2 separate regions of the Homo sapiens genome follow, and region 1 is linked to region 2. A link is a loop called in an ENCODE intact Hi-C map of the cell type or tissue named here. Cell type or tissue: CD4-positive, alpha-beta T cell. All regions are shown on one strand. Links, peaks and the distances in the headings refer to the core of each region. The heading gives the core; the rest is flanking DNA.

Region 1 (9,383 bases), core at 805-8,804, 1.4 Mb before region 2:
TGATTCTTTTTATAGAGTCTAACTCTCTGCTGAAACACTACGCTCATTTTGTCTGTCTTTCTCCCCTATTTTTGTTCACATATTAATTGTAGTTATTTTGAAGTCCTTGTTTGTTCACTCAAATATTTACCCAGGTCAGCTTCTATTAACTGTTTTATGGCTTGATAACCACATGTTTTTCTGCTTACTTGCATGATGAATGATTCTCATGGTGTGCTACACATCATTGATGATGCATTTTAGAGGCTGTGGATTCTGTTATCCTTCTCTGAAGAGATGGTTCTCTGGGAACGGGGCATTTTGGCAGGGAGTAGAGGATGGCCCTCAAGACAGCAGCAAGCCTTAACTGCACTTACACTTCATTCCCTCCAGGTGGGGTCCTGGAGCTGGTACAGAGCTCGTCATTGACTTGGAATTCAGTGAGTCCATTTGCCTTATTGGACACACAGTGAAACCAAGGCCCGGGGAAGAAAAGAGGCTCACCCAAAGTCAGGGCAAGGGAGGGGTGATGGGCCAAGAGCTCAGCCTCCAGCCCCTGCTTTTCCCTCTGGTGACTTTCTGTTCTCCTGGCCCCTGCTACCATCAAGCTGCCCTGGATTCTGTTGGGCTGAGTCACTTCCATCTTGCTTATAAGGCTGCAAGTTCCCTGGCTCAAGGTCTTGGGGGCTAGAAGCCAGGGGCGTGGGCTGTGGCCCCTGCTTTGCTTCTGAAGCACCATGTGGTCCTGGCCTTTCCCCCATCCTCCCTCCCAGCACAGGAGGCTCCTTCCCACCTCCGGGCCTCAGTTCCCCATCTGACTCATGAGGCCCCAATGTCCTAGGGCCCCTGGGAAACACTGTGGAGGCACATGTGGCCATGATAAGCATAGGAGGAGCCAGGAGCCCAGCTCTGAGGGTCCCGCTAGCACCTCCTGAAGTTCCCCTGGGCTGTCCCAGCCTGTGACTGGGCCAACAGCCATTTTGCCCATGTGTGCTTCCCCTCTGAGGAGTCAGTCATTCCTTCTCAGGGCAAGATGGACAGCTTCCAGTCACCCCACACCCTCTGGGTGTGAAGCTTGCCAAAATCTGTCCCCTAAGCAGGTTGTCCTCTCCCTCACCGCCATTCCAGTCCATGCCATGTGCTGATATCGCACCTCCGAGGTAATTCTCTTATCCCTCCTCTTATCTCTCTCTCCACCTTCGTCCCTACCTACTTGTCTCTGGCATGGACTGCTGCAGTAGCCTCCCACCTGGCATTCCTATATCCACTCTGGCCCCATCCAATCTGTTCTCCATTCTGCGGTCAGCATGGTCCTTTCAAAATGCCCATCTGGATCACTGTGTACCACCACTCCCACCACTCCACCCTTCTGTTTGGAGGATTCCAGTGGTTTCTTGTTGTTCTTTAAAACATCTTACTGTGGCTCCAGGCTCTGCCTGGTGGGGCCCCAGCTGAGCTCCCCAGCCCCTTACCTTCTGGCCCTCTGGCCCTTGTACACACTATGCCTCCCCTGCCATAAGTACCAGCCCAGGGCTGTGCTTGGCTCTCGGAGGCGACTTGTTCCCTGCAATGCAGCTGACAGCCCGCCTTGTTGGGGCTATCCAGGTTTTACCTGCAAGCTGAGAAAGGCATTTTCATTCCAAAACCTGTAACAGAAGGTTAACATTGCCCCACCATGGTTTACTTGACTTCCTACTGAATGAATGAATGAATGTGAGAACTGCCACACACTTGGAGTTCATCTCTTTAGCTGAAACTTGCTTCTGTGTATGTGCCTACGTCTGCACATGTGGGCCTGGGGCTGGGCAAGCCCTGACCTCTGGCTGTCTTGGCCTGAATTCCAGCGGGACATTCTTGGGCAGCTCCATATCAATTACAAGCCATCAATAATGCATCCCTTCAGAGCAGCCAGGAAGCCATTAGCTGGCCTGCAGGCCTCGATGAGTGGCCTTGGAGAAAGTGGGCTGGGTGTGCCCATGGGAGGTTCAGATCAGCAGGGCAGGAGGGGCTCCCCCAGCAGAGCTTGGGAGGGTTGCCTTATGGGCCTTCAGTCGCCTCTGAGACCTTGCTGCCAGAGGGTTGGCTTGCACCCTGTCATCCTGCACAAAAAGGCTGCCCTATAATGAGCTAGCCTCGCTTTCTCACTCTGTGAGCCCTCCAGCCACCTTTGAGTGTTTTAAGTGCTGGGTTGTTGAGGTTCAGTGTCTGAGCCCAGTGTGAGCCCAAAGTTAGGGCTGAGTCTGTGACCAGCATCGGGCTCAGTGTGTGATCAGGGTCAGGGCTCATTGCATAGCCAGCATGAGGCCTCAGTCTTTGTCTTAACTTTGGGACAGGGGTGCAGCTCAATTGGTGGTTGGATTTAGGGCCCAGTCTGAAGCCAGGGAGTTGAACAGGCTAACTGGTTTCCTGCATTGATTTGTTCATGTATTCAGCAACGTTTATTGAGTGCTTCTTGCATACCAGGCAACACAACAGATAAGACCCCTGTTGGTTCGCAGATGATATTCTCCTGGGGGTGGAGGGTGGCAGGGGTGTGCTGGAGCTCTCACTTGCTCACGAGAACCCATTGTGCACATTTCCCCCAGGGCGTCTTGTTGGTAGCTTGAAATCAGCCATGCTAGGAGTATGCCTTCCCCCCCCACCCCGCCCCACTGGAACACCACTAGGGGCTGAACAAGAGGTAACTGATAATCCTTTAAAAATGGTGGTTTGTTTTCACGCTGCTAATAAAGACATACCCAAGACTGGGTAATTTATAAAGGAAAGAGGTTTAATTGAGTCACAGTTCTGCATAGCTGGGGAGGCCTCAGGAAACTCACAATCATGGCAGAAGGGGAAGCAAACACGTCCTTCTTCACATGGCAGCAGCAAGGAGAAGTGTCAAGCAAAAGGGGGAAAAGCCCCTTATAAAGCCATCAGATTGAGGCAGGCAGATCATGAGGTCAGGAGTTCGAGACCAGCCTGGCCAACACGGTGAAACCCTGTCTCTACTAAAAATACAAAAATTAGCTGGGCGTGGTGGCACATGCCTGTAGTCCCAGCTACTTGGGAGGCTGAGGCAGGAGAATCACTTGAACCCACGAGACAGAGGTTTCAGTGAGCCGAGATGATGCCATTTACTCCAGCCCGGGTGACGGAGCAAGACTCTGTCTGAAAAACAAACGAACAAACAAAAACTAAACCATCAGATCTTGTGAGAATTCACTCACTATCATGAGAAAGCATGGGAGTAACCACCCCCAAGATTCAATCACCTCCCACTGGGTCCCTCCCACGACAAATGGGGATTATGGGAACTACAATTCGAGATGAGATTTGGGTGGGGACACAGCCAAACCATATCAAGCATGATCACAAATATTTATCTGATTTCCTTCCCCAAACCCCAATGGAATGATAGTAAAGAACAAAATCATAAATGCATAAGAATTAAGAAACTATCTCTTGGACAAGTACAGTGGCTCACACCTGTAATCCTAGCACTTTGGGAGGCTGAGGAAGGTGGAGGATTGCTTGAGTCCAGAAGTTTGAGACCAGTCTGGGCAACATGGCAAGACCCTACAAAATATATCTTGTCCCTACAAAATATAAGAATAAAAAAATTAGCCGGGCATGTGCCTGTCGTCCCAGTTACTCAGGAGGCTGAGGTGGGAGGATCACTTGAACCCATGAGTACAAGGCTGCAGTGAGCTATGATCATGCCACTGCACTTTAGTGTGGCAGACAGAGTAAAACCTTGTCTCAGAAAAGAAAGAAAGAAAAAGACAGAGAAAGAGAAAGGAGAGAGGGAGGAAGGGAAGGAGGGAAGTAAGGAAGGGAGGAAGGGAGGAAGGAAGGGTAGGTCTCTGTCCATCGTGACAATCTTGTCTCAAAAAAAGAAAGAGGGAGCAGAGAAAGAAGGAGGGGAGGGAGGGAGGAAGGAAGGAAGGAAGGAAAGAAGGAGGGAAGGAAGGAAGGCCTCTTTAAGTCTTGTCCATCAGGACAAAGAGGAAAGAGGTTTTAGTGAATTGCGGGGAAATGAAGACTAGACAAGAAAGTGGCAACTGATTGAACAGAGTGGGGCATGTGTCACTAAAGTGCTCACAGAGGAGGACAGTGAGGGAAATGGGGTACTTTTCCCCTCGGAACCCCTGAGAGTCTGGGAGGAAGGGGGTGTAGTGTGAAGCTGACACTGGGTGGGGGTGGCTAAAGGTCTGCATGCATAATATTTGAGATCCCAAGACACCCTCCCAAATCCTGCATGGCCAGGAGACTGAGCTCCCCCACCCTGCAAGAGTCAAGGGGTTTGTCCTTGGGAGAAAATGAACCAGGGGGCTCTGCATGTGGGCACTGGGTTAGGCAGGGACCTGGGGAAAGGTGGAGGGCTGAAAATGAGGATTAAATGAAAATCTTTCCCCCTAAAAGTGGGACCCTCTGCCCTATTCCCCTGCCCTACTCCCAGCACAGAGGCAACCAAAATTATAGCCTCAGGCAGGAAGCTGAAAACCTGCAGTCCCAGAGACCGAACCTATAGACACTGACATTGGGAGGCTGTCCAGTGCCAGGTTGCTGCCTGGCCACCCTGTTGTTGGTGAATGCTTTTAGTTGTATGTGTTTTACGTTCATAAAAGTAAAATCAACAAAATATTAAAATAAATACACAATAATATCAGAAGGTGATAAGTTCAATGCAGAGAATTCAGATAGGCTGATGCAACTGAGTGCCTGGGGGGCTGCCCTAGGTGGTGGGTCAGGGAAGGCCCCTCTGAGGGGGGCCACCGTGTGATCTGGGACAGAGGAAGCAGCTGAGAACGCGGCCCTGAGACCAGCGCATGCTTGGTATCTTTACAGAACCAGAAGAAGGATTGCGTCTTGGGGTCAGGTCACGGGAGAGAGGATGAGACAAGTTGGTCAGGTGGGCAGGGCCAGATGGTGCACGTGCTTTGTAAGCCAAAGCTAAGGAGCTCGGGCTGTCTCCCAGGTGGGGTGGCGAACCATCGAGGTTTATGGACAGGAGTGTCATGATCTGACCTGGGTGTGGGAGAGTCCCCCTGAGTCCTGTTGGAGTGATGGCAGAGGGACACAGAAGCCACGGCTGTAGGGGCCAGAGCTGGCAGTGGAGGTGGAGGGAGGCGGGACAGCTGCTGGACTTGGGGGATGGATGGGATGTTGGGGTGGGGGAAAGGGAGGAAGCAAGGAAGGTGATTGCATTTTTGGCTCCAGCTAAAATGAGATAAAAACACTTGAGGAACAGGTTTGGAGAGACAGTGAGGAGTCCTGCTTTGACCAGATTGATTTTGCAACTCCTGTGAAAGTGATACTGTCGTGGAGGCATTGGCGATGAGAGTCTGACACCCCAGTTTGAGGGGTCAGGGCTGGCGAGGTGCATTTGCGCGGCATTGGTAAGTAGGTGACCTCTTAGGCAGGGCGCCCGGGCGTGGTATTTCTCTGTCCGCCCTCCCGACTCGCTCCGTTTAGAAGCGGTGCGAGGCGTGCGGGGAACACTAGGTGGCGGTGAAGGCTCTCCTTCCCGCGAGCCCGCGGCCGGGACCTGCAGTGTCAGACCTAAACTCCTCGTTGGCCCAGATGTCCCATGAAGGCCTTGGCGCGTGAACAGCCATCTCACCCACAAACCCAAGAGGTATCTGGAAGCCTTTCCAAGAAGCTTTCCCCAACAGAAAGTAAAACAAAATTAAAATGTGTGCAGCTTTTACAAGGCCAGGTTGCTGCCTGGCCACCCTATTGTTCATGAATGCTTTCAGCTGTGAGTGTGCTTTACCTTCGTAAAAGTAAAATCAACAAAACATTAAATACACAATAATATCAGAAGGTGATAAGTGCAATGCAGGAAATTCAAATAGGCTGCCACGCCATCTGGGAGAAAGCCCTTAAGAGGAAGCAACCCAAGTCCTCAAAGAGGTGAAAACCCCATTTTACAGAAAAGGAAACTTAGGCTGGAGAGGTGACGGGACTTGCTCAAGGCCACAGGGCCAGGAAGCCACACGGCTTGGACTGAATCGGTCTGGTCCTGGGTGCCTCCTCGTGGAGAAAACGAGCCAGTGTTCAGACCAGCGGGCAGTGACGCCAGGATGGGGTCCCCCAGGCTGGGACGGGGGCCCTGGGTGTCCTGAGGTTTCCTGTTCTGAAAGAGGCTTTCATGTTGTCGAGCACCCCTTGGGGTCACACATCTGGGCGAAGAGCTAGAACTGAATTTGCACCCAGGGCTCCTGACTCCCCGTCCAGTGGCCTTTCCACAAAGGAAACACGTTGTGTTTCCTCTCCCGGGCATCCGTGAGATGGGGGCCAGACTGCAAGGCACCTGAGACGCAGGATCGCACAGGTTGGAAAAGGCTCCGCAACCGTAAGAAGCTCTTGCGAACCGCGATGCTGGGAGATTCCTAAGGAATCATCCAGCTGCGGGAGGCTCAGCCCAGTCCTCCCCACCCCGCCCCCATGCAGGAGCAAAGCGCCCAGAGGTCAGGCTGGAGGCCCCCGCCGGCCCCTCGCCGCTGATTCAGCCTTGCCCGTCTCCCTCCGCAGTTTGAGATCCGGCAGCTGCGCGCGCACCTGGCGCAGCAGGACCTGGACCTGGCTGCCGAGCGCGAAGCGGCGCTCCAGGCCCCGCACGTGCTCAGCCAGCCGCGCAGCCGCTTCAAAGTGTTGGAGGCCGGCACGTGGGACGAGGAGACGGCGGCCGAGAGCGTCGTGGAGGAGCTGCAGCCCTCGCAAGGTAAGCCCGGGTCTCCACCCGGCCCCAGAGTGTCACGGCCGGGGATCCCCCTCGCCTCCCTCTCGCGCCCCGGGACTGTGCGCAGAGTGGATGGGGTTCCTTTCAGGTGTGTGCCCCTCCTTCACTCGTGATTGGGGGACACGCTCAGATCAGTAGCCTCGGTACTGCCTGTCAGAGCCCAGGAGAGAGCATGTAGTCCAGCCACCGACCCAAACTAGAAATGACTCGTCCCCATTTCATGCCTGTGGCCACTGGCGTGCGTTGTGTGTGGTGTCTTCCCTGTCCTCGCGGTAGCCGGAGGAGGAGGTGTGACTTTTCTGTTGTATGGCTGAAGAAACCGAGACCCAGGAAAGCCGTCCAAAGGCGCATCGCTAATAAGTGGCAGAGCCAGGCTTCCAGACAGAGGTCTGGGGCTTCCTACTGGACTACCACCTACTGGGGCCCAAACAAGTCCAGGCCCGGGGCCACAGTAGCCCAGAGCTTGAGCCTTGCAGACGGTGAGAATTCACGAGACGGTGATGTTGGTGGAGATGGGAACACGAGCGATAGCCCAGGGTAGGGTCCTGTATGGAAGGGAGTTATTTCGAGATTCAAATCCCAACTCTTCTGTCAGCCAGTTATGTGATGGGACTCTCTTGGGGCCTTAGTTTTGCCAGCTGTCAAGTAGGAGCAGTACTGAGGCTTCCTCACAGGGCTGCTGCGAGGCTCAGAGGTTTCGGGAATTGCACGGGGCCACCCAAGCCAGGAAATGGTGGTACTGGGCTGGGAACTCGGGCTGTGGGACCCAAAACCCCAGCTTCATCCAGGAGCCACTCTGCCTTGGCATGCCGTGTCCCCTGCAGGGCAGTGAGGACGCAGCCGGGCAGGCTGAGCAGCTGGGGAGGCAAGAGGCCTGAGCTCCAGCCTCTGCCACTCCTCAGCTCCATGACTGGAGGCTTCAGTGTTCCCTTCTGTAAAATGGACTCTTAACTCCAGCTCTGTCTGCCTCACAGGACTTACGAGGAACCGATGGGTGTGAGAAAGCTCTGAGGGCTGTAAGGCACTGCAACACTGCAAACAGCTTTTGGGAAACGAATGGTTGCTTTTTTTTTGGAGACAGGGTCTCACTCCTGGAGTGCAGTGGTATCATAATAGTTCACTGCCACCTCAGACTCCTGGGCTCAAGTGATCCTCCCACCTCAGCCTCCTGAGTAGCTGGGATCATAGGTGTACACCATCTCACCCAATTAATGTTTTTATTTTTGTAGAGGTGGGGTCTTGCTATGTTGCCCAGGCTGGTCTCAAAGTCTTGGCCTCAAGTGGATCCTCCTGCCTCAGCCATGGAAAGTGCTAGGTTTATAGGCATGAGCCACTGTGTCCAGCCACTCTTTTGAGAGATCTTCAGATCTTAGAAACATAGGATTTGGGGGCTAGAGGGGATTTCTGGGTCCAGCCCTTCAGCTGATGTGAGAATCCCCTCTATAACTCTCTGCCATGAGCCATGCAGCCTCAGCTCGCCCTCCTCTAAGTGCTTCATACCTCCCTGGGGAACCCACCCCACCTCCACATGGCTCTGCCTGTAAGAAGATTCTTCCTCAGACTGCACTGAGGCCTGGTCCCCTGCCCCTGCCTCCCCACCAGCTGTGGGTTTCACGCACAGGCAGTGCCATCCCAGCTGAGACTGTTTAGAGATTGTTTCTCCTCCAGGGACCATCACCTGCATTCCCACAGCCAATCTTCGGGGACGTGCTCTCCAAGTTCTTGATGTACTGCCTCCTCCCAGAGCTCTCCAGCGTTTTGGTCCCTCTCAGAGTAATATCCACAACTGAATGCAATTACTGGGGCGCTGCAAGCCCAGGGCAGAATGTTGAGGTGGCCACTACTGCTTTTTTTTTTCTGGACCCAGGTCCCCACGATGCAGCCAGTAGGCTCCTGAGTTTGTGGGGACCACTTGGCTGAGCTCATAGCTGACCCAGCCTCACGTGCTCCCCACACAGCTCAGCTGAGCCACGTGTCCCAGCAGCCCAGCCTTGGGCAACAGGCTTTTTGTAGCCTCGTGCAGAACTTCACAATCATCAGCGTCCAGCTGTAGCTTGTTTGATTCCTGCCTTTACTCCAGGGCTTGGTAGGTCCTGATTCACAACCCATCGCCAATTCCTGATTAGTTGAAACAGCCCCCTTCTTCATCTTCATCGTTCAGCCTTTGTTATGTCTGGACCTTGCCCAGCTCCCTGCCCTCTGCAGTCTCCCCTCCCCCACCATACCGTGATTGTTCCAAAATCTTTCATGCCACTCCCCGACTTCCACCTTTCCTGGTTCCCTGTGTCCCTCAGGAGAAAGCCCACGCCCCTTAGGCTGGTGGATTAGTTTGCTAGGACTACCATAACAAAATGCCACAGACTGGCTAGCACAAACTAGAGAAGTGTATTGTCTCACAGTGCTGGGGGCTGGAACCTGAGATCAAGGTTGGGCACGGTTGCTTCCCTCTGGGGGCTGGGAGTGAGAATCTGTCCCACGCCTCCCTCTGGCTCCTGGTGGCGGCTGGCAATCCTTGGCATCCATGGCTTACAGTAGCATCACCCTGCTCTGCCTTCATCTGCACATGGCGTCCTCTCTATGCACATGTCTGGGTCTAGATTTCCCTTTTTTATAAGGGCCCCAGTCATATAAGGACCTCATCTTAACTAATGACATCTGCAACCGCTTTCTTTCCAAG
Region 2 (9,383 bases), core at 617-8,616:
TCCAGAAAAGTCTACTGGATGGCGCTGTGAGGAGGAACAGACCCTCTCCAGGTGAGGGCCATGAGAGGTGTTCCAATTCTAGGGAGCAGCTTGTGCAAACACCTGGAAGTGGATGGCAGCATGCCCAGGGGACTGGAGCCCTGAGCACAGGTGTGAGGAGGAGGGAAACAGTGACAAGCGAAGCTAGAGAGAGTGGAAGAATTCAAATGGCAGTTAAAGGCTCTGCTTGTGTTGGCAAGGAGCTGGGATTTTGTCCTGAACATTTGGGGAGCCTTTGGAAGGGTTTCAGCTGGGAGTGGCAAGGTCAAGGTCGGGTTTCATGTTAGAAAAGCTTGCTTGGAGAAGGGACTCCGCAGGGAAGGGGCAATTGCCAGCAGCCAGGTGAGAGCCAGGTGAGAGCCAGGTGAGAGGAGGGACCTGACCTGGGAGTTTAGCTGGGAGGGCCTGGAGATGAAGTGCCTGTGTAGGGGGCACTAGAGAGAGGGGCTTCTGGCTTCAGTGCCAGGGTGGCTGGGGCTGCCCTTTGGGCTCAGGCTGTGCTGAGTGCAAGGGAAGAGGGAGACCTCTGCACCTGGCAGGTAGGTGAGGGCACCTGATCCTTTAGGAAAAGTTTAGGCTGAAACCACTGACTGGGTGATCATCAGTGAATAGATAGGGGTGCAGGTCCTGCAAGGGGCTGAGGTCTCAGGAGAGTCCTCCGTAAGACAGTACTGGAGCCCTGGGAAGCACAGATGAGTCAGTGGCCAAGAGAGCAGAAGGAGCTGGGTAGGCCAGATTTCTGGAGAAGAGTGAGGGAGGCCAGATGTTCCCTGGACGCGTCATGGCTGTGGTTGTGATTCCGTCCCCTGAGGTGTGGGAGCTATAGCTTTCAATCCAGGCAAGTTTCCTGCAGGGGACAGTGTCTTGGTACTGAGGGGCAGGGCTGGGAAAGGAAGGGAATGGGGGCGGCTTTCATCACAGCCATGGTGAGGAGCCACAAGGCAGCTTGCACTTTGAAGATGGCTCCAACAATCTCCCCTATCCCGCAGGCCCTTCTACAGTGAATTGACTGTAGGGGGTGCTAGAGACAGGGTCTTCTGGCCTTTCTGGCCCCTCATCTCCTGAAGATGTACGCCTGTGCTCCCCCTCTTAAAACATGGGCGGGGCCGGGCGCGGTGGCTCACGCCTGTAACCCCAGCACTTTGGGAGGCCAAGGTGGGTGGATCACGAGGTCAGGAGATCGAGACCATCTTGCCTAACACATGGTGAAACCCCGTCTCTACTAAAAATACGAAAAATTAGCCGGGCGTGGTGGCGGGCGCCTGTAGTCCCAGCTACTCGGGAGGCTGAGGCAGGAGAATGGCGTGAACCCAGGAGGCAGAGCTTGCAGTGAGCCAAGATCGAGTCACTGCACTCCAGCCTGGGCAACAGAGCGAGACTCCGTCTCAAAAACAAAAAACAAAAACACGTGGGTGGGCTTGTGACTGCTTCGACCAATAGAGTATGGCAGAAGTGGCACTCTGGGGCTTCCAAGAGTGTCATAAAATGCAACACAGCTTCTACCTTACGTGCTGAGACGCTCACCCTTGGATCCCTGAGCCACCAGGTAAGATGTCCTCCTAGGACAGAGGCTGCTATGCCATGAGGAAGCCCGGGCCTGATGAATGGGTCCATGCAGGTGTTCTGGGGGACAGCCCCAGCCTAGCTCCCAGCCCACAGTCAGCATCCACCACGTGTTCACGCGTGAGTGAAAAGCCTCTGAATGGTTCCAGACCCCAGACATCGAGCCCCCATCAGCCACTGGTGCCTGCTGTGTGAGGCCCCAGATATCACAAAACAGATACAAACCGCCTCTTCTGTGCCCTGTCCGATGCCTGACCCGCAGACTCCATGAACAGAAGAAAATGGTCAGTGTTTTGTGCCACTATATTTTGGGGTGGTTTCTTGCACAACAATGGTAGTTGCAGGCAGAAAGGGAACTGGCTAGGCTGTGGCTGTGTGGCAGGGACAGGGAGCTAACTGGCTGGTGGGATGGAGCCTCAATTGCTCGGGCAAGGGGTGAGTTTTACCCCTGTTGTCAGGTTAGGGGCAGAGGAGGTTGAGGAGGTTGAATGGAGGTTGATGCTAGGAAACCAGGGAGGGGTTGCGGGGACATTTGGGGAGGAGGCTTGAAAATGACACCTAGTTCTGGCCTGGGGGTTACTCCAAGGGCAACATCAGGGAGGTCCTGGTGGGAGCAACAAGAGGTGGGGAGGGCTTTGGAGTCTTACAGGGTATGCTTAGTTCCCAGCACTTTCAATACCCAGCTCTCTCTGAGCCTTGGTTTGCTGGCCTGGAAAAGAGGGGTACAAATCCCCCGCTAAATGCAAGGTGAATGTGACTTCCTTTGATCACGTTTTTCTCCTTTATTTCTTATTGTCTTAACAAGCGCCCCCGCCCCCGACATTGCACGTAGACAACTGCTGATAAACGTGTCCAAGAGCAAGGTTTTTTTGCGCCATTTTATAGACACAGAAAATGAAGCTGAGAGGGGCTGGGGAGTGCCCACGGCCTTAGAGGACTCCAGCCTTCAGTGTGCACTTTTCCTGTTCCTCCCCTGGACTGAGGCAGCAGGAGGGGAGGGCAGGCCAGTGCCCCAGCAGGCCCGGGTGTGGCCCCCAGCGCTGGCTGGATTAAGCATTCCTCCCCAGCCCTGCCCCGGTCCCAGCCTCACAACTGCTTTCGCTCTGGAGTCCTAGACAAATTGTAGCCTGGAGAGCGGCTGTGGGGAGCTTACAAATGTGGCTGGCCCAGCCCTCCCCGCCTTCCTCCCACTCCACATGTCTGCCTCTGAGCCCTGGGGTCAGAATAGCCACTAAGGAGCTCTCACCAGGGCTCCACACACACTTGGGACTCCTGGGGTTCTTGCCAAATGGGTACCCCCGCCCCCAAGCCCTAGGAGCCTTGGATCTGCTGCCTGGACCCCAGCTCCCCTCCTCCTGCCGCCCTCCTCAGCATCTGGTTCCTCCTCAGAATGCAATGCTGTTGCCCCTGGCAACCGAGCTCCAGGCCAGATCCTGGTCCTCCTTCCTCCTCCTTCCCTTCTTTTTCTCCTCCTTCTTCTGCTTCCATATTCCCATCCTTCCTGCCCTCCCCCAGTCTGCCGAGACAGTGCCTGGGGCTGGAAGACTCCCCCCAAATCCGATGCCAGCTAGGCCAGCCAGCCAAGTCCCCTGGCCTTTCTGGTTGCTCGTTGGCTGATGATGACAGTCAGTACTCCCTGCCTGCCCATGGGACTGACTACTGCAGTCTTGGGCACCCCAGCGATGTCCCAGAAGACTCTGAGGCAGGGCTCTCAGGGTACCCCAGGCAAAGAGCCAGGGACTGTAGAGAGACAAGAGACAGCAGCTGAAGAAAATTTCTCCCCATTAGAGCTGTTTGAGGTGGTGAGCTCCCCAAAGCCAAAGGCATGCAAGGAGAGGCCTTTCCAGTGATGATGGTGCTGGCACTGGCATGGCACAGGGCAGTGAGGGGCTGTCTTGGAAGGAAGGTCGATGTGGGCTCGGCCTATGTCTATCCTGGCTGTCTCCTTTTCCCCAACCCCTGAATTCCCAGAACCTTTAGGAACACTTGCTCCCCAACCCCTGCCCTCCCAAGGACTCGTCATTTTTCATCTGGGCTCTAGAGAGGAGGACAGCACTAAGAGGTGGTCCCGGGTCCAGCGACATCAAGCACCATAGGGCAGGTCCAACGCCCAGCACAGCTGTTTAGAGTGGACAGAAACGGGCTCAGCAGGGCAGGCCACATGAACCCTAGCCGCCCTCACGCATCCCTTCCAGAGCCTCCGCTCACACTCCTGGATCCCCCTCCATATCCTAGGCTCCTGTCACCTTCCTGCTCTCCTGCAGGGCCTGTGGGCCAGCCATGCCCAATTCACGACTCATTCAACCGACTCCCACTCCTTCGTGCCCTGCACCAGTTCCTCCCTGTCAGGAATACACTTCTCCACCTTTCATTCTGAGTCAGCTCAGAGGCCCCCTCCTTCAGGAGGCTTCCCTGGACTGCCTGGGCTGTGCCCACTGCCCCGCGGGGCTCCCCACCCCGGGCTTGCCTCCTAGAGCTCTCTCACCCACGGCCTGGTCACCATCTGCACACGGTTTTCCCGAGTGCATCATAAGGACCTTGAGGCAGTGACTCTGTGCCCCACATTTGCTAACAAATACTAATGAGAACATCAGCACAGCCCTGCCTCTCTCTGGGCCTCAGTTTCCCCCATCTGAGGCCCCATGTCTGGGCCTTGGCTTCCCCCAGGATCCCCTTTTGGCTGAGAAGGGTGGCCACGCCCGGGCTGTCAGAACAAGACAGAGGCCAGTCCGGGCAGCTCTGCCCTCCTCATCTCCGGGGGCGTCCCCTCCAGGTTTCAGGAATGAGCCTCAGGAACTGGGGTGTGGGGGCCCGGACGGGGAGGTCCTGGCACTCCCCGAAGCTTTGGTTCTCGTCTGCCAAATGAGGACACTTATCGGGGCTACCCACCCCTCCGGCTGCCGTGAGGCCTTGGAGATGGCAGCCAGACCGGACTTTCCCATCGGATCCGCCAGAACCCAGGCTTCCCAAGGCAGCAGCTCCCGCGCAGCCGCCGCCCGCTTCTGGCAAGCCCAGCCCACGGGCTCAGGGGTCCCTGGGGCTCTGCTGCCCTCCAGTGGCCGGAGGCCCCTGGGCACTTAGAACCCGTGAGCTCCGGATTAATTCCATGGGCTTCCGTCTCCACCTAGGACGGACAGAAATGGTAGCAGGGACTTGTTGAGGTCACTCAGCAAGCCAGGCGCGGTACATGGACCAGGACCTGGGGCTCCAGGGCCCCAGCACTTCCATGCCCAGGGAGGGCTTGTCCTCTCGCAGGAGACCAGCCAGGAGAGGGAGCTGTTCCCCACCTGCCCACGTGTCTCACCTGGGACACCCTCTGTGCTGTAGCCCTTCCCTGCTGGCCACTCTCAATGCTGGCCTAGACTGCCCCCCGCCCGGAGAAGTGTTTCTAGTGCCTGCCCAGGGGTCATCCCCAATACGTGGGCCAATGTTGGGGGCTTGGAGGGGTGGCTTAACCCCTTTCCTCCTTGATTAATCAAATACTTAAAATAATGGCTGAGGTCATGATTGATGGACAGAGCATAGCTAATTACCCTGGAGATTAAAACGACTGTTTCTGTTTAAAAAGGCTGCAAATGAGTTAATTATTTCCTTTGCTCACCTCTCTAACCTCGTTACACTTCTAAATGAATAGCAATATTGATCTTGGAACTGATTTTGGTGTTACACCGCCCGAGCGGGTTTAATTAGGGTTTGAAAATGCTGCAGTGCCTCCTCCTTCTGACCGAGGAAATTAGACTTGGGTTTTACTTACATTTCACAGCCGTGTCCTCCACACAGATAGAAGGGCTGGAACATGGCGCAGTGGTGCCTGTCATCCCCTGCCCTGCCCTGCCCTGGCTCCCAGCTCCACTCCCATCCAGAGCAGCACAGACTGACCCTTGCTTCTCACCTCTCAGGAAGACGTGGCAGGAAGGCCAGTGGGGTCAGCTTGTTTAGCCTTGTCTGGTCACAGATTGGGCTCGGAGGCTCGGATATGATAGGACAGAGCCTAGCATCACTTGACGAGGTGGGGGCAGGCCTAGGACCTGAACTATCACAGACTCCCAACTCTGGACCTTGACGGCTCCCTGACTGAGTTAATATTTCCTCTCTGTCCCTCCTCACTTCTCCAGATGCCTACGGAGCCTCCTGGTGCTCTACCCCACCTCCAGCTCCCTCCTGCCTCTCCTCTCCTTCTTAGAGCTCCATGAAGAAAGGCCCCAGCTCGATGAAGGTGGGGAATGAGAGGGGGAGCAGGGCCCAGGATACCAGCACCCCTGCCCTGGATCTGCAGCTGACATCTAGGTGACCATGCCCTGTATCTGGGCCTCCCTACTCTGAATCTGACAGTCTGTCTATATCACTCCCTCCCACCTCCCCCAGCCAGAATTTTCAAGAGCAAGTAGCATCTCTGGGAGCCAGAGCCAGAAGGGTAGGGTAGTGAGAGTGAGCAGGACAGGCTTGGGCCAAGGATATAGGACTGAGTGGGTCTGCTCCTTCTTATTCCAAATAAAACCTTCCCTTGACCCTGGCTCTCCTCTGCCATGGCCAGATCTGTCCCAGTCTCACTTCTTTTTTTAATTTTTCCAGAGACAGAGTCTCCCTCTGTTACCCAGGCTGGAGTACGGTGACAGGATCACAGCTCACTGCAGCCTTGAACTGCTGGGCTTAAGTGATCCTCCCACCTCAGCCTCCCCAGTAGCTAGGACCACAGATGTGCACCACCATGCCCGGTTATTTTTTAAAAATTTTTGGAGAGATGGGGTCTTGCTGTGTTGCCCAGGCTGATCACAAACTCCTGGCCTCAGGTGATCTTCCTTCCCACCTTGGCCCCAGTCCCAATTACTGAGAGTTGTGTACATTCACTGCCCCCGTCTCTGACTTCCTCCCCACGCCTCTGCCCTCTGTTTTTTATGTCTCCCAGATAAAACGATTCTTACTGAGGTCACCAGCAACCTCTAAGTTGCTGAACAAAGTGAGCGCTCTGTTCAGGGGGTCTGGGCATGGATCTACCTGACAGCTTCTCTCCTTCCTGCAGTGGCACTGGCTCCTGGGTTTCCTCCTCCCTGCTCCCTCTTGGGACTGGGTGCTCCCCTCCCATCCCTGAAGAATCTCAGGGTTTGGCTTAAGCCCTCTTCTCTTTCTTCTCACTTGACGCGCCCTCCCCTGGTGAGCCCACCTCTCTCGTGGTTGGAAAGTGATCTATCCCAAATTACTATCTTAGCTCAGCCCTCTCCCTTGAGTGCATGTAGGTCCAGCCAGGGAGTGACATGGTTAGACTTACACTTTAGAAAGGCCACTGTTACTGTAGTGTGGCAGGAAAGGATGATGGTGGAGACAGAGGAACCCCTGAGGTGGCTGTTCTAAGTCTCAGCGGAAAAACATTCAGGCCTGTGGCTGAAGAAATGGGGAGCAGGGGGTGATCCACTGGACGGGGAGGCTTTGGGGATTGATTTCCTAGGGGCACGTTCCAGGGCAATGTCCCATTGTCAAGTTGGACCTCTGAGTGCCTTTGGCTGAAACTGGCAACGTCAGGGAGAAGCAGGCTTCCAGGGAGTGTTCAGGCTGTTGGGTTGAGTTCAAGGTGCCTACAGGGACATTCAGAAGGAGAAGGAAGGTAGGTGACTCCCTCAAATTGCTACAGCCAGCTTGTAGCCCTGCCATTCAGGGTAGAGGTCATCAGCATGCAAGGAGCTAGGCGGCGACTGCATGCCCAGAAGCACTGCTACAGATAAGACAGCCAGGACGATGTGGGAGAGCAGAAGGCACTGCATTCGACCCTGGTGATTCATGCCTAATTTGGCCAGTGAAATCTGTGAGCCAGACCACATGCCCTGCCTTGTCAAACAAGGAAAGAAGTGTGGAGATTGAGGGTCAGAGACTCTAACTGAATCCCAACCTCACTAATAGACTGAGCCCTGATCCTGCTCACAGTCTGAGCCCTCATCCTTGTCACAGTCCAAGGAAACAGGACTACCCAGCTGGAGGCTCTTAGGTAACACCTTCCTGTTTCCATTTCCCCTTTTCTCCCCTGAGGTAAGGATGAAGGAGAGGGAGCTTAGTAGTGCCAAGGAAGCAAGCCTGGAGTACTGAAGGCAAGATAGAGAAAGCACTTCCAATGTGCATGCCCAGGAATCCTCAGCTTTTTGGGGGTTCATGGCATACATGTGAACACTGGAACTTTCAGTGGCACCATTGAGAAAAGACTCACTGGGCACAGTGGCTCACGCCTATAAGTCCAGCACTTTGGGAGGGCAAGGAAGGTGGATGACTTGAGCCCAGGATTTCAAGACCAGCCTGGGCAACATGGTGAAACCCTGTCTCTACAAAAATTAGCCAGGCATGGTGGTGCACGCCTCTAGTCCCACTTACTCAGGAGGCTGAAGTGAGAGGATTGCTCGTGTCCAGGAGGTGGAGGTTGCAGTGAGCCATGATTGCACCACTGAACTCCAGCCTGGGCAACAGAGTGAGACTCTGTCTAAAAAAAAAAAAAGAAAAGAAAAGAAAAAAAAAAGATTCAAAACCACCCTAAAGGAGCCAGCGGCAGTGTCCTTGTGGTCATCACTGTGGCATCAGATGCTTCACATGCTTGCAAAAGCTCATCAGTTACTACTGAGCTGTCTGGGTCCTCAGGACACAATTGCCTTTAGATGGAGCTATTTACTGTCCTGGGTATACTGCTGTCCCTGTATCACTGCATCCTGTGACATACTGGGCATAGACAGAAGAGTTCCCTTAATGAGTTCTAGGGTGGTGGTTAGGAGTTCCAAGCTCTGAGTTCCAGACTGCCTGGAATTCAAATCCTGACTCTGCCCATCCCAGCTGTGCGATCATGGGCAAGCTGCTTCACCTCTCTGTGCCTTAGTTTCCTCATCTGAAAGTGGGGGTGATAATAGCACTTACCCCCTAGGGAGTTCACTTATATTAAGTGCTTAGTGCCTGGCATGTGGTGAGTGCTCTCTTAGGGTTGGGTGTTGCTATAACTTTGCTTATTGATGCATGCTTGGCTGACACTGTAAAGATCACAACACCTCAGAGAGGCCAGTATTCAGGCTCTGGGAGACCAGTACAGTTCGAGGGCAATTAATTGCTGTCTACTCTGTGCTGGGCGCTGGTGACACAGAGAGAAAACTCCACATTCCTGCTCTCAGGGGGTATACTGTCTGTGAAGAGATCGTCCTAACACACACTGTGTGTGCTGTGTTGGGGGGAATGTGAGTGAAATGGACTCTGTTGGGGGGGATGATGGGTGTTCATAACAAATACATTTATTGCGTGCCTACTGCGTACCAGGCCCTGCTCTGGGGACTTTACACATATTACATAATCCTTACAAGAGGATAATATATAACATTATCATAATTTTCATCCTTGTCTTATAGATATCTTTGAGGCTCAGAAAGGGTGGGACTGGAGAGGCCTGAAGCTTTTCTGTGCCAGGCAATGTTGTGAGCAGAGGTGTGACTGAGGCTTGGGGGCCCAGGGGGCTGCCTGGCCGAGGGGGCCTATGCCAGGCGTGGGTGTGGGCGAGAGACTTGATAGAGGTCTTCAAGGTCAGGCCGAGGCACTGTGCTTACTGGTCACTTGCGCTTGAACCAGGCAGGGCTCCAGTGTGGAAGAGCAGGGCAGGGACTACCATTCCCCCAGGCCTAGCCCTGAACATCAGGACTAATCGTGAGTGCGTCCTATACCCCAGAGCTCTGCGATGAGTGTGAGTCCAGGTGTGTACACGGATAGGTATGCCAGTGTGGGCAAGGTGGGCTTGTCTCCTTAGGGGTCTTATCCCTTAAGTCCCCTCC

What was found. Hi-C counts contacts between places; a loop is a spot of excess contacts. Peaks named below come from ENCODE experiments on the same cell type or tissue, not always from the same donor. Only the 100,000 strongest peaks of a DNase experiment are listed, where the experiment ranks them.
Region 1: a loop joins it to region 2, with 5 times the contacts of the local background. A loop is called at or near these places in 4 of 110 quality-filtered maps.

Annotation. Positions count from the first base shown.
Region 1 is chr15:76,185,470-76,194,852 of GRCh38, forward strand. It overlaps TMEM266 (transmembrane protein 266), which reads left to right. Exons shown (of 11, transcript NM_152335.5): 9 at 6,499-6,688. Among named protein-coding and RNA genes, the nearest start is that of ETFA, 120 kb to the right of the region's middle. RefSeq lists a silencer at 4,628-4,781 and an enhancer at 5,563-5,632. In CD4-positive, alpha-beta T cell, for the core only: CTCF peaks have their summits at 5,472 (motif pointing right) and 5,677; a DNase peak (open chromatin) is centred at 5,482; H3K4me3 peaks cover 506 bases; H3K27me3 peaks cover 2,799 bases.
Region 2 is chr15:77,538,863-77,548,245 of GRCh38, forward strand. No RefSeq gene overlaps it. Among named protein-coding and RNA genes, the nearest start is that of LINGO1, 89 kb to the right of the region's middle. RefSeq lists an enhancer at 2,641-3,320 and a silencer at 4,824-5,038. In CD4-positive, alpha-beta T cell, for the core only: CTCF peaks have their summits at 4,700 (motif pointing left) and 4,902 (motif pointing right); a DNase peak (open chromatin) is centred at 4,649; H3K4me3 peaks cover 1,056 bases.